2 separate regions of the Homo sapiens genome follow, and region 1 is linked to region 2. The links are chromatin contacts, found by Hi-C or POLR2A ChIA-PET in ENCODE. All regions are on one chromosome and are shown on one strand. The core of a region is the stretch at or near the end of the contact, and the rest is flanking DNA. Distances in the headings are between cores, read along the strand shown.

Region 1 (7,343 bases), core at 4,012-6,511, 39 kb after region 2:
CACTGTACTCCAGCCTGGTGACAGAGCGACACTCCATCTTAAAAAAAAAAAAAAAAATCACAGTTGCTGATATTTTTTGAGTATGTGCTAGATACTTTACATCTTTCATTTAATCCTCATACAACCCTGTGGAATGGCTTCTGTTATTACTAGTTAAGTAGGTCAGACACAGTGAGAGGCTGAACCAGGATTTGAACTCTAGAAACCTGGTCTGGACCCTGCCACTACTCTATACAGCCTCTTTTTATATATAAGGCCACATTTGCAAAGTATTTGTATATATGTTTTCATTTAAACATCACAGCCATCCTGTGCATTAGGTGACATTCTTGACATTTTCACATGAGAAAATGGAAGCTTAGGGAATTTGAAGCTCAAAGTGGCAGTGCCTAGACCCAGACCTACTTCTGACTCTAATCCATTTGTTCTTCTGATTATGTAGTTTTGCTAAACATAGTAAATATAGGTTCATACCTGAAAGTGAATTTTTGATTTCAGATATAAGAATTTTAGCTTGATTGAAGATGATTTCTTAATGTTTTAGATGGGATACTTAAATCTGGAGAAGTTTAACAGAGATGTGATTATTAACTTACATTTTTAGTTTCTCTGGTGGCTTGTGTATAACTGTTCATTAAGTGTTGATCTTGCTATTGGCCTTTTTTTGTTGTTGTTGTTTTTTTGTAGCGATGGGACATTGCTCTTTTACCCAGGCTTGGTCTTGAACTCCTAGTTTCAAGTGATCCTCTACCATGGCCTCCTAAAGCACTAGGATTACAGGCATGAGCCATCACACTTGACTGCTGTTGGACTTTTTTTTTTTGGAAACGACATCTTGCTCTGTCGCCCAGGCTGGAGTGTAGTGGCACAATCTCGGCTCACGGCAACCTCCACCTCCCAGGGTCAAGCGATTCTTCTGCCTCAGCCTCTTGAGTAGCTGGGACTGGTTATTTTTTGTATTTTTAGTGGAGGTGGGGTTTCACTATGTGGGCCAGGCTGGTCTTGAACTCCTGATCTCAAGTGATCTACCCACCTCGGCCTCCCAAAGTGCCGGGATTACATGTGTGAGCACCGCGCCTGGCCTGCTATTGTACTTTTTAATGATGTTAGTCAGTTTACCACTCTTAGAGTAACTTTCTTAGGTAATTTCAGCGATGAAGACATAGTTTTCTCTGCTTTAACTTTAGTTGGTGCAGATGGGGTGACTGAACACATAGAAGGAAAGAGGTCTTGCCAGGACTGTAATGTAATGGTGGTAGTGGGACGGGTAGGAGTATATGTGTTTGAAGGGAGTAATTTAGAATACCAACTTTTTTTTTTTTTTGAGACCGACTTTCACTCTTGTTACCCAGGCTGGAGTGCAGTGGCGCGATCTTGGCTCACCGCATCCTCCACCTTCTGGGTTCAAGCAGTTGTCCTGCCTCAGCCTTCCTGAGTAGCTGGGATTACAGGCATGCGCCGCCACACCTGGCTAATTTTGTATTTTTAGTAGAGACGAGGTTTCTCCATGCTGGTCAGGCTGGTCTTGAACTCCTGACCTCAGATGATCTGCCCACCTCAGCCTCCCAAAGTGCTGGGATTACAGGTGTGAGCCACCGCACCCAGCTTAGAATACCAACTCTTGATCTTATGCCAGTTCCTTCTAAAGCTTCTACTCCTAGATGTGAAATTTCATAAATCTTAAGTTTGACAGTTTGAAATAGAGGTCATTTGTTGATTAAGAGACTGACCTTTGTCTATGAATCAAAACATTAATCACAGCTCCAGAGAGAAGGATCATGTAGGAAAGCTTCCTGATGAGAGGAATGTAGCAAAGCTGGAAAATAGGTGCATTTATAGACTATCTTCTGGTTTCAAGTGACTGCTTGCTATCTCCCTTAATTCACTTAAAGACTTAGGAGAAACAGCATGTGTGACAAATTTCATGGTTTTTATCATTAACCAAGCAAAGATCTAGAGTTAGTGTTTTTTAAGACAAGCTGTTCTTTCAGGTTTATAGTAACCTTTCTTGACTGGCAAAAAGAAAGGTCACTCTTACTTCCCCTTTAGATTTACGGTCAACTTTTAGGGGTTTTTTCTTTTTCCATAACTTCTTATTTGTATAATACTTTCATTAATCCTTATATTCTAGGAACTAAATTGGCATGACCAGTACCATGTATTATACTGATGACTTAACAGTTGCATCAATTATAAAAGGTGGTGAAGAAACTAGGCATTATCTTTGTTTCCCTTTTCTGTGTTTGTTGATACAGAAATCAGGCAGTAAACAGAAGTATTCAGGGAGTATTTGTATTTCAGTAGGTGTTTCACTGGCTAATGAAAATCAAGTTAAAAAATTGGTTGACTTTCAGGAGAAACAATATTTCTCTTTTTTTTTTTTTTTTTTTGAGACAGTCTCACTCTATCGCCTAGGCTGGAGTGCAGTGGTGTGATCTCGGCTCACTGTAATCTCTCCCTCCTGGGTTCAAGTGATTCTCGTGCCTCAGCCTCCCAAGTAGCTGGGACTATAGGCACATGCCATCATGCCCGGCTAATTTTCACATTTTTTAGTAGAGACAGGATTTTGTCAGGTTGGCCAGGCTGGTCTCGAACTCCTGACCTCAAGTGATCCGCCCGCCTTGGCCTCCTAAAGTGTTAGGATTACAGGAGTGAGCCACGGTGCCTGGCTGAGAAACTGAATATTTCTGAGTTATATTATTGTTTCCAATAGTAGTATTTGTGTATGAGGGTGGAGTGGGGGTGCTTTAAAGATTACTTCTTGCCCGGCATGGTGGCATAAGACCTGTAGTCCCAGTAACTTGAGAGGCTGAGGCAGGAGGATCTCTTGAAGCAAGGAGTTCTGGGCTGTAATGCAGTATACAGATCAGGTATCTGTACTAAGTTTGGCATCAATATGGTGACCTCCCAGCAACTGGGGACCAAGAAGGGAGTACACTGGTTCAGGTTGGAAACTGAGCAGGTCAAAACTCCTGTGCTGGGCTGAGCGTGGTGGGTCATGTCTGTAACTCCAGCAATTTGGAAGGCCAAGGCGGGCGGATCACTTGAGGTCAGGAGTTTGAGACCAGCCTGGCCAACGTGGCGAGACCTCGTCTCTACTAAAAATACAACAAATTAGCCAGGCGTGGTGGTGCACGCCTGTAATCCCAGCTATTCAGGAGGCTGAGGCAGGAGAATCACTTGAACCTGGGAGACGGAGGTTGCAGTGAATTGAGATCATACCATTGCACTCCAGCCTAGGCGACAGAGCGAGACTCTGCCTCAAAAAAAAATTAAAAAGTTTAATATTGCGAGTTACTGCTTTTGTTAGCACCCAAGGAGACAAATATATGCATATTCTAGTAAAACCTTTGGAAAAACCAAGAATGTGCCTTAGATATAACATCTAAACTCAGATTGCTTCTCTTCAAGATGATGTTGAGATGCCTTATCCTCATCTTGAATTGATAGCCACATTTTGTTGTTGTTGTTGCAGAGTTGTGATGATATCATAGTTAAATGTGCAGCAAGCACACTGAACAGTTGATTATACCTGATGGTATGCAGGAAGGCAGGCAACAGTGATGGGAGAGATCTAGCACTTTTAACTCATTTCTTGACCAATTAGTTTTGTGGAGGGCTTGTTTGTGGTCAGGGTAAGTGTATCCCGACTCTTTTAGGATCATTCTGTATATAAGTAGCTATTTGACACTAGTTCTTGGGGGAACTTTTTAGGGAATAGTTTACTTTTGTATATTCATCTTCTCTTGAACATTCTGCCTTCACAGCTATCTTTTTTTTTTTCCTTAAAGGTCCTACTGACTAAATATTTTTTTTTAATCAAGAGACTTAGGTACGCATAAGCTTCCTGCTAAATTCTGTAGACACCTTCTATTTATGGGTTACATTATCTGGTTGTTGGAATTATTGTGATCTAACATTTTTCATGTATGGAAACTGTTCTATGTACTGTTGATCTCTGTAGAATTTGATCTTTTCCAGAATGTATTTGAAGGCTGACCTTTCAGTAAAAGAAATGCAAGCTTTTCAGCCATGTTAATTTATCACTGCATCTTCTTTGTAATATATATGGCAGTTATGTTAAAAGTAAACATGTGTTTTTCCTTATTCTCTGTGCTCAGGCCATTTATCATTTAGGGACAAAAAGTTTTATATAGATCAAAAGATAAAAACTTGGGCCTAAGGCTTAGTCATTGTAAGGCAGTGATTCCGACTCTTTTTATACTTCCTTAGGGCATTTTAATTAAAATCCATCATGAGATATGAAATTATCAAACTTTGTATAACCTTTTATTTTAGAAGAAAGTTTTATATATATCTTATTAATAAGGAGATACTGATAAATCTAGTAAGTGAAGAGAAACCCCCTAAAATTTGAAGAGATCACTGCTATAGAGGAGCAACACAGTCTGTATCTATGGTCTTTGGAACTTGGTAGATGTCCAGTGAAGTTATGCTGAATGAATCAGCATTTTTCTTATGTGGCTTCTTAGGTGGAGCTTCCCCCAAACCCTCTGTGTTAGTTGTTCTTCCTACTGGGCTTCAATAACATTTGTATCTACCTGTCTTAATACATAGCACATTAAATTGTAATTCTATAATTTATTTACATATTTGTTGCCCCCTAGTGGCCAGCAATCTTCTTGAGTGCTAGGACTACATTTTAATTTTTGTATACAGAGTGTCTGGCTATTTTTTCTATATTCAGCATGGTCTTGTATGAATTATAATACACACACACACACACACACAGTCTTGTATGAATTATACACACACACACACACACACACACACACACACACACACACACACACACACACACACACACACACACACACACACACACACACGGTCGGGGGGATAGACAGCAATGTCCGTCTATCCACATATGGCCCAGTGTGTGACCTGGCAGCAGTGCTGGGTTTTCAAAAGGTTGCAAAGAAGAAAATGAAAGCAACAGCGTTTTAAAGTTCAGTTGATTTTTTGGATATGTATGCATTCATATGTTGTGGGAGAGCAGAGTGAAAGCCTGAGGTTGCTTTTTCCTTTAAAATGTATTTATTTATTCAAGTACATATTAAGGCTATGAAGTGGGGATTTGGTATATGTTGCAAAGATTCAGATTTAATCCATGTAGTTTTTTTTTTTTTTTTTTTTTTGAGATGGAGTCTCACTCTGTCGCACAGGCTGGAGTGTAGTGGTGTGATCTCAGCTCACTGCAACCTCTGCTGCCGGGGTTCAAGCGATTCTCTTGCCTCAGCCTCCTGAGTAGCTGGGATCACAGGCGCCTGCCACCGCGCCTGGCCAATTTTTGTATTTTTAGTAGAGATGGGGTTTCAACATCTTGGCCAGGCTGGCCTTGAACTCCTGACCTCGTAATCCACCTGCCTTGGCCTCCCAAAATGCTGGGATTACAGGCGTGAGCCACTGCACCCGGCCTAATCCATGTAGCTTTATATAACTTTACAAAACAATGCCCTAAATTTTTTTTTTTTAAATCGTATCACAGTGTGAGACATGAAAATCTAATAGTGACAAGATTGGTTTCTTTCTTTCTTTCTTTTTCTTTTTTTTTTTTTTTTGAGATGAAGTTTCGCTCCTGTTGCCCAGGCTGAAATGCAGTGGCACCATCTCGGCTCACTGCAACCTCTGCCTCCCAGGTTCAAGTGATTCTCGTGCCTCAGCCTCCTGAGTAGCTGGGATTACGGGCCTGAGCCACCATACCTGGCTAATTGTTTTTTGGTAGAGAAGGGTTTTCACCATGTTGGCCAGGCTGCTCTTGAACTCCTGACCTTAGGTGATCCTCCTGCCTCAGCCTCCCAAAGTGCTGAGATTATAGGCATGAGCCACTGCGCTCAGCCCATCACTTGGTTTCTTTTTTCTTTCTTTTTTCTTTTTTCTTCTCTCTCTCTCTCTCCTTCTCTCTCTCTCTCTCTCTCTCTCTCTTTTTTTTTTTTTTTTGAGACGGAGTCTCACTCTGTCACTCAGGCTAGAGTACAGTGGCGAGATCTCGGCTCACTGCAACCTCTGCCTCCTGGATTTAAGTGAGTCTCCTGCCTCAGCCTCCTGAGTAGCTGGGATTACAGGCACGTGCCACCATGGCAGGCTAATTTTTGTATTTTTAGTAGAGATGGGGTTTCACCATGCTGGCCAGGCTGGTCTCGAACTCCTGACCTCGTGATTTGCCCACCTCGGCCTCCCAGAGCGCTGTGATTACTGGCGTGAGTCACCATGCCTGGCCCACAGTTTCATCTTTTTAGAGGTCTATAATAAATTATAACTACAAATATAGGAAGTGAGAACACATTTTCATGGCATACACACAATAAATGTACCGAGTTCAAACACCTTGTGATAGAAAATGCTGATTAGAAATAGCAGTGTTTTCATTTCAGCCAGAATAGTTGAACAACCAGTAGTTTGTCAACGAAAAGCTAGAATTAGAAACCAGGAATGGTGGAATATTAGATAAACAATAATATAGCTAGAAATGTAGTGTCCCTTAACAAATATCAGAAATCTCTTACCCCAGGGAAGATCCTTTGCTAATCCTTTATCCTACCAAGCATGGGGTTTTTTTTTTTTCTTTCTTTCTTTTTTTTTTTTTTTTTTTTTTGAGATGGAGTCTCGCTCTGTCGCCCAGGCTGGAGTGCAGTGGCGCGATCTCAGCTCACTGCAAGCTCCGCCTCCTGGGTTCGCACCATTCTCCTGCCTGAGCCTCCCGAGTAGCTGGGACTGCAGGCACCTGCTACCACACCGGGCTAATATTTTTGTATTTTTAGTAGAAACGGGGTTTCACCATGTTAGCCAGGATGGTCTCGATCTCCTCACCCAGTGATCCGCCCGCCTCAGCCTCTGAAAGTGCTGGGATTACAGGTGTGAGCCACCGCACCTGGCCCAAGCATGGTTTTCTGACTAAAAGACATTCTTTGTTGCTGACTGGTCCCACCACTACACCTTCTCTCTCTCTGCCAGACCCATTTAAGCTGTATCTGAGGTCGTCCTTGACAATTTCTTCCGGTTACCTTAAGAGACTGGTCTGGTCGAAGTCTCAAGTGGATTTTTGTAGCATAGAGTAGTGGTTAGGACTGTCAGCTCTAGAACCAAAGTACCTGGGTTCTAGATCCTAGCCACATCAATTACTAGCTTTGTAACCTGGGCAAGTTACTTCTTTCATTTTCCTTGCTTTGGTAAAGAGGGTATTAATATCTCATAGGGATGTTGGATTTAAATATATTAATACATGCATAGTGCTTGTTACAGTACCTGGCACATGGTAGGTACTTAAACATTTAGACTCCTTTGTGCCTTTTGGAATGGGAATTGCTTAAGCTGTCCTGAAA
Region 2 (6,846 bases), core at 1,584-4,083:
CTTGTCAATCTTGATGAAATTGAGAGTTTTTAGCACTTTCACCTAGCAAAAAAAAATAAAAAATAAGAAATTGAGAGCTTTTCTAAAAGATGTTATTATCGCATGTTCAATCCTGTTAACCTGTCTTACATATAATTATGAAATAGCTAAATCATTTATCTGTTACAAGGAACTGCGGCCACTGAAACTCTGGCAATAGTCCCACCTTTCCTTGGTTTACCTTTGAAAGTGCCTCCCCAAATTCAGCAGCGATTACCAGATTATCTTTTTTAAATTAATTAATTTATTTATTTATTTATTTTGAGATGGAGTTTTGCTCTTGTTGCCGAGGCTGGAGTGCTATGACGCAATCTGGGCTCACCGCAACCTCCCTCTCCTGGGTTCAAGCGATTCTCCTGCTTCAGCCTCTGAGTAGCTGGGATTACAGGCATGCACCACCATGCCCGGCTAATTTTGTATTTTTGGTAGAGACGGGGTTTCACCATGTTAGCCAGGCTGGTTTCAAACTCCCGACCTCAGGCAGGCGATCTGCCTGCCTCGGCTTCCCAAAGTGCTGGGATTACAGTTGTGAGCCAGCACACCCGGCCTTTTTTTTTTTTTTTTTTTTTTTTAGGCGGGGTCTTGCTCTGTTGCCCAGGCCGGAGTGCAATGGCACTACCACTGCAGCATCAGCCTCCCCAAGTGATCCTCTTACCTCAGCCTCCTGAGTGGCTGGTACCACAGATACATGCCACCACACCTGGCTTATTTTTAAATTCTTTCTAGAGACAGGTTTTCACTGTGTTGTCCAGGCTGGTCTCGAACTCCTGGGCTTAAGTGATCCTCTCTCCTGCCTGGAGGCCTCTCCAGCCTCCCCAGCTCCTGGGATTATAAGTGTGAGCCACTGCGCCTGGACCCGTTCCCACTCTGAGGTCTTTCTGACTGAGAATGGACTAGATAAAATAGAATATTTATTTTAAGCCTTTTTTTTTTCTAGTATGAAAGTATAATGTTAGCTAGAAAAAATTATATGTGGTCTACATTGTTGAATTAGTTTATTTCTAATTATTTTATGAGATTTAGTCTTTAGTCTGTGTTGGTAGAGAGTGCACTGGTCTCATTGTTGCGGCCTCCCTCCTAATAATGTAGGAAAAACTTGACCATTTTTGGGTGATTCAAAAATGCAGATAATGACAACTAATTTTTTATTCTTATACATCAGTCTTCCACAGTAAGCTATATTTTGGGCCCCTAGAATGAGGATTAAATTTAAGCCCTATTATTTTCTGTTGTTTTATTTTGCTGAGCATTAATCACTACTGTACTTTGTGTATAGCTTTCCACTAGAGTATAAGCTTCTTGAGAGTTGGGGCTTTGTTTTTGTTTATGCTGTGTGCTAGATGCTTCAAATAGGGCCTAACACATAGCAAGTGCTGAATAAGTATTTGTTGATATTGTTGAAAGCCTGGATATATGCTCTTCTTTGCTACCAATTTTCTTGAATGCTAGGATTAAGCCACTAGAGTGGAGGAGGGTCTGGATGCAGTGGCTCTCACCTGTGGTCCCAGCTACCCAGGAGGTTGAGGCAGAAGTATCATTTGAGCCCAGGGGCTTAAGGCTGTGATGAGCTATGACTGTGCCAGTGCACTCCAGCTTGGGCTACAGAGCAAGACCCTGTCTCTAAAAAAATGAATAAATTAGAATGGAGGACACTTTGGCAGGTAGGGATGAGGAGGATATCTGGATATTGGGTCTTGCAGTGTAGATAAGAAACAGAGACCTAAACTATAACAAATAAAAACGTATGTGTAGCACACATGTCAGACTACCACATTGATGATGTTTGGTATTTGGACCATTTAGAACAAATAATAAAGTGTCTAGTTGATTTTAAAAGTTTAGTCTGTCTAGGTACAGTGACTTAGGCCTGTAATCCCAGCACTTTGGGAGACCAAGGCCAGTGGAATGCTTGACGTCAGGAGTTGAAGACCAGCCTGACCAACATGGTGAAACCCCGTCTCTACTAAAAATACAAAAATTAGCCGGGCATAGGCCGGGCGCGGTGGCTCACACCTGTAATCCCAGCACTTTGGAAGGCCGAGGCGGGCGGATCACAAGGTCAGGAGATCGAGACCATCCTGGCTAACACGGTGAAACCCCGTCTCTACTAAAAATACAAAAAATTAGCCGGGCGTGATGGTGGGCGCCTGTAGTCCCAGCTACTTAGGAGGCTGAGGCAGGAGAATGGTGTGAACCCGGGAGGCGGAGCTTGCAGTGAGCCCAGATCACGCCACTGCACTCCAGTCTGGGTGACAGAGCGAGACTCCATCTCAAAAAAAAAAAAAAAAAGAAAAAGAAAAATAGCCGGGCATAGTGGCACATGCCTGTAATCCCAGCTACCCAGGAGGCTGAGACAGGAGAATCGCTTCAACTCGGGAGGCAGAGGTTGCTGTACGCCGAGATCGTGCCACTGCACTCCAGCCTGGGCGACAGAGACTCTGTCTCAAAAAAAAAAATTAAAAAAATTAAAGTTTAGTCTGAATTTTAAGCTCTCCTATTCTTTTTTTTTTTTTCTTTTGTGAGACAGTTTCACTGTGGTCACTCAGGCTGGAGTGCAATGGTGCGATCTCTGCTCACTGCAACCTCCGCCTCCCGGGTTCAAGTGATTCTTCAGCCTCAGCCTCCCTAGTAGCTGGGATTACAGGCGTCCGCCACCCCACCTGGCTAATTTTTTTTTTTTTCTTGCACCAAAGCTTTCTAAAGTTAGTGATTTATTTCTGACAAGTTTGCAAAACCCAAGAGAGAGCAGTTTTCTGGGTTGAACTCATACTTCGTGTTTACTCGAGTCTGAGTCACGGCACCTGACTTCCTCACAGGTGCACCTGACTGCTCTTTACCACCTGGCTAATTTTTATATTGTTTTAGTAGAGACAGGGTTTCACCATGTTGGTCAGGCTGGTCTCAAACTCCTCACCTCCAGTGATCCGCCCACTTCGGCCTCCCAAAGTGTTGGGATTACAGGCGTGAGCCACCATGCCCGGCCTTAAGCTCTCCTGTTCTAATCCTGTCCTAAACTGTGCCTAGGTTTTGCTGACCTTTAGACAGCCTTAAAGCTGTGAAGTTGCAAGTGATGATGTTTGTGTTATTCTCGGGTCTTGGTTTTGGTTATTAAGTCAAGGAATTGATACATTATGTATATCATGTAGATAGACATACATTCTTTGTATCTTTCTATTTTGGGGGGGTAACGGACACTCTTAATTAGGTTTCATTAATTTTCTCTGTTTATCTCACTTTTGGAATAATACTTTATTTTTGCATTGCACTTTCACATCAAAAAGGGTTAAAATTCAGTAAACATTTATTATATGCCAGATAGTAGGCTAGGTTCTTTCATATATATTACCTTATTTAATTCTCAAAACAACCCTGGAAGGTAGATGGTATCGTTTTAAACCTTGATTTTTTTTTTTTTTTTAATTATGGAGAGAGAGGCCCAGGGAGGGGCCATGACTTGCCCAAGATCACAGAGTCGGTAAGAGGTGAAACCAGACCTTGAACTCAGGTACCCTGACTCCAAACTCCCAGGTTTCTTCTCTCATACCATCCAACGTCTCTTGTGTACTTTATACAGAAAACAGGCCGGGTGCAGTGGCTCACGCCTGTAATCCCAACTACTTTGCAAGGCCGAGGCGGGCAGATTGCCTGAGGTCAGGAGTTCAAGACCAGCCTGGCCAACATGACGAAACCCCATCTCTACTAAAAATACAAAATTAGCTGGGCATGGTGGTGCACGCCTGTAGTCCCAGCTACTCGGGAGGCTGAGGTGGGAGAATCGCCTGAACCTGGGAGGTGGAGGTTGCTGTGAGCTGAGATCTCACCGTCGCACTCCAGCCTGGGTGACAAGAGCGAAACTCCGTCTCAAAAAAATAATAATAATAACACTCTTACTCCACGGTGTGTAGGCTGAGTACTTTCTCTCTTTTGAGGCTACTTTAGTGTTTTCTTTTCTTTTTTTTTTTTTTTTGAGATGGAATTTCGCTCTTGTCGCCCAGGTTGGAGTGTAGTGGTGCGATATTGGCTCACTGAAACCTCTGCCTCCCAGGTTCAGGCAATTCTCCTGCCTCAGCCTCCTTAGTAGCTGGGATTACAGGCGTGTGCCACCACGCCTGGCTAATTTTTGTATTTTTAGTAGAGATGGGGTTTTACCATATTGGCCAGGCTGGTCTGGAACTCCTGACCTCGGGTGATCCACTTGCCTTGGCCTCCCAGAATGCTGAGATTACAGGCATGAGCCACGACTTTCCGCCTACTTTAACATTTTCTTGCTAACGTCTGTCTGCTTAACATCCTGAATTAGATAGCTATAAATATTTGATAGCCAGTGTTTGATTATGTTTCAAACAAAGATGGCACATTCTTTCTTTTCATGAACTTTGAACTTATTGCACTTGATCTGTTAAAACGGCAGTATTGTGCAGTTTGTGTGTATGTCAAGGCTTTTATTTATGTATGTCACTCATATCCTTGTTTTCTGTTTTAAATTTTAGGTTCTTGGGGTTTTTCTCTGTCTGTGAGTACTTGGTAAAAAGTTAAACCCTAAAGATAAAAGGCAGCAAATAGTGACCAAACGAATGTTTTTGGCAAATACATTGGTGAAGGCCTCCTTCAGGTAGGTAGAGAGGAGGAGGGAAGAGGGTGGCCTTTCAGGTGGTAAAGACAGCATAAGCTTTATACTACTACTATAAGGCCTATTCTGTGGATCTCTGATAGATGAGCAGACTGAAGTAGGTGGTGTCTTTTGAGGGGCACTGCTGATAACGTTGGGTAGAAATTTTAAACAACTTTGAAAGCCAAGTATGGACATAGCCATTAGAAGTTTTGTTTTTTTTGTTTTTTGGATATGGAGTCTCACTGCGATGTCCAGGCTAGAGTGCAATGGCACGATCTCGGCTCACTGTAACCTACGCTTCCTGGGTTCAAGCGATTCTCCTGCCTCAGCCTCCCAAGTAGCTGGGATTACAGGCACGTGCCACCACGCCCGGCTAATTTTTTGTATTTTTAGTAGAGACGGGGTCTCAACTATTATTGGCCAGGCTGGTCTGGAACTCCTGACCTCAAATGATCCGCCTGCCTCGGCCTCCCAAAGTACTGGGATTATAGGCATGAGCCGCTGCGTCCAGCCAGTTTGTTTTTAATATAACAGTGATTTGGCCAAAGTGGCATTTTGGGAGTAATGTCTCCAGTTTCAGGTCGGGGTGGTCTAGAAAGAAATTCAAATAGCTTGCCTTTTGAGGTGACAGGAACCCTGAACTCTTAAGGCAGTGGTTTTCAAAGTGTAGGTCTCTCATTAGCAGCATGAGCATTAACTGAGTGTCTGGGAACATATTAGAATGCAAATTCTTGGGCCCCACCCCAAACTTACTGAACCAGAAACTCTGGAGTTGGGGCCTAGCAATCTGTGTTTTAACAAGACAGGTGATTTTGATCCACGCAAAAGTTTGAGAACCATTGCTGTGGGTTATAGGTAGAAATGGAAAGGAAGAGATAGAAGCAAGACACATTGGCAGTGAAGGACTGACTAAACTTTGTAACTGATGGATAGCAGCATGTTATGATAGAGAAGAGTACTTAATTGGGGATGTTGAGCCTTGAGTTTTAGTATCAAGTCTCTTACCAATTGTGCTTTTATTCGTATTTATTTATTTATTTTTTGAGAGGGAGTTTCACTCTTGTTGGCCAGGCTGGAGTGTAATGGTGCTATCTTGGCTCAGTGCAATCTCCGCCTTCAGGGTTCAAGCACTTCTCCTGCCTCAGCCTCCCAGGTAGCTGGGATTACAGGCGTGCGCCACCACACTGCGCTAATTTTGTGTTTTTTTTTGTAGAGATGGTGTTTTACCATGTTGGTCAGGCTGGTCTCAAACTCCTGACCTCAAGTGATCCACCCGCCTTGGCCTCCCAAAGGGCTGGGATTATAGGTGTGAGCCACCGTGCCTGGCCTATTTTTATTTTTTGTTTTGAGACAGAATCTCACTCTGTTGCCCAGGCTGGAGTGCAGTGGCCTAATCTCTGCTCACTGTAACCTCTGCCTCCTGGGTTCAGGTGATTCTTCTGTCTCAGCCTCTCCAGTAGCTTGGATTACAGGCTCCCACCACCACGCCCGGCCAATTTTTATATTTTTAGTAGAGACGGGGTTTTGCCATGTTGGCCAGTCTGGTCTTGAACTCCTGACCTCAGGTGATCTGCCCACCTCGGCCTCCCAAAGTGCTGGGATTACAGGCGTGAGCCACCGCACCCGGCTTCCAACTGTGGTTTTTTTTTTGAGACAGAGTCTCTGGCTCCTAGGCTGACGTGCAGTGGCGCCATCTCGGCTTACTATAACTTCCGCCTCCCAGGTTCAAGCGATTCTCCTGCCTCAGCCAGCTGGGTTTACAGCCCTGCGCCACCACACCCAGGTAATTTTTGTATTTTTAGTAGAGACAGGGTTTCACCATGTTGGTCAGAGTGGTCTCAAACTCCTGACCTCGTGATCCTCCCACCTCGGCCTCCCAAAGTGCTAGGATTAGAGGCGTGAGCCACCATGCCCGGCACCAACTGTGGTTTTAAACAAGAAAACTGACCTGTCCTTGTTGAAGTTGTACAGTGTGCTTTCTGAGGATTTTGAAGGCAAAGACAAATGAAATACTAAGGTAGACTTTGGGATTTAGCTTGGATTACCAGGAAGACTGGGGGAAAGATTTTTTGAAACTTTGAGGAGAGAATATGAGTGGATGAGGCTTTAGACAGTTGGAGATACTAGAAGATTTAAAGCAGATTCTCAACTGGGGATGATTTTGCCCCCAAGGAAACATTTAGCAGTGGACATTT

What was found. Hi-C counts contacts between places; a loop is a spot of excess contacts on that map. ChIA-PET counts read pairs that join two places held with the same protein, here RNA polymerase II (POLR2A). Pooled maps may share reads with other maps.
Region 1: a loop to region 2 is called in a map of right lobe of liver, with 2.3 times the contacts of the local background. The contact joins two enhancer-like sites. A Hi-C loop is called at or near these places in 18 of 168 maps with a recorded cell type or tissue (CD4-positive, alpha-beta T cell, Calu3, GM12878 and 12 more), 8 of 37 single-sample maps with no recorded cell type and 25 of 50 pooled maps. POLR2A ChIA-PET finds 5 or more read pairs at or near these places in 7 of 52 experiments (H1, IMR-90, Panc1 and 4 more).

What each region holds. Positions count from the first base shown.
Region 1 is chr11:67,163,815-67,171,157 of GRCh38, forward strand. The region is part of intron 2 of KDM2A (lysine demethylase 2A); the gene reads left to right. Among named protein-coding and RNA genes, the nearest start is that of KDM2A, 48 kb to the left of the region's middle. Within about 2 kb of position 5,262, at least 6 of the 41 ENCODE cell types and tissues checked have a DNase peak (open chromatin) inside an H3K27ac peak, as active enhancers do.
Region 2 is chr11:67,127,423-67,134,268 of GRCh38, forward strand. All of the region lies in intron 2 of KDM2A (lysine demethylase 2A), which reads left to right. Among named protein-coding and RNA genes, the nearest start is that of KDM2A, 12 kb to the left of the region's middle. Within about 2 kb of position 2,834, at least 3 of the 41 ENCODE cell types and tissues checked have a DNase peak (open chromatin) inside an H3K27ac peak, as active enhancers do.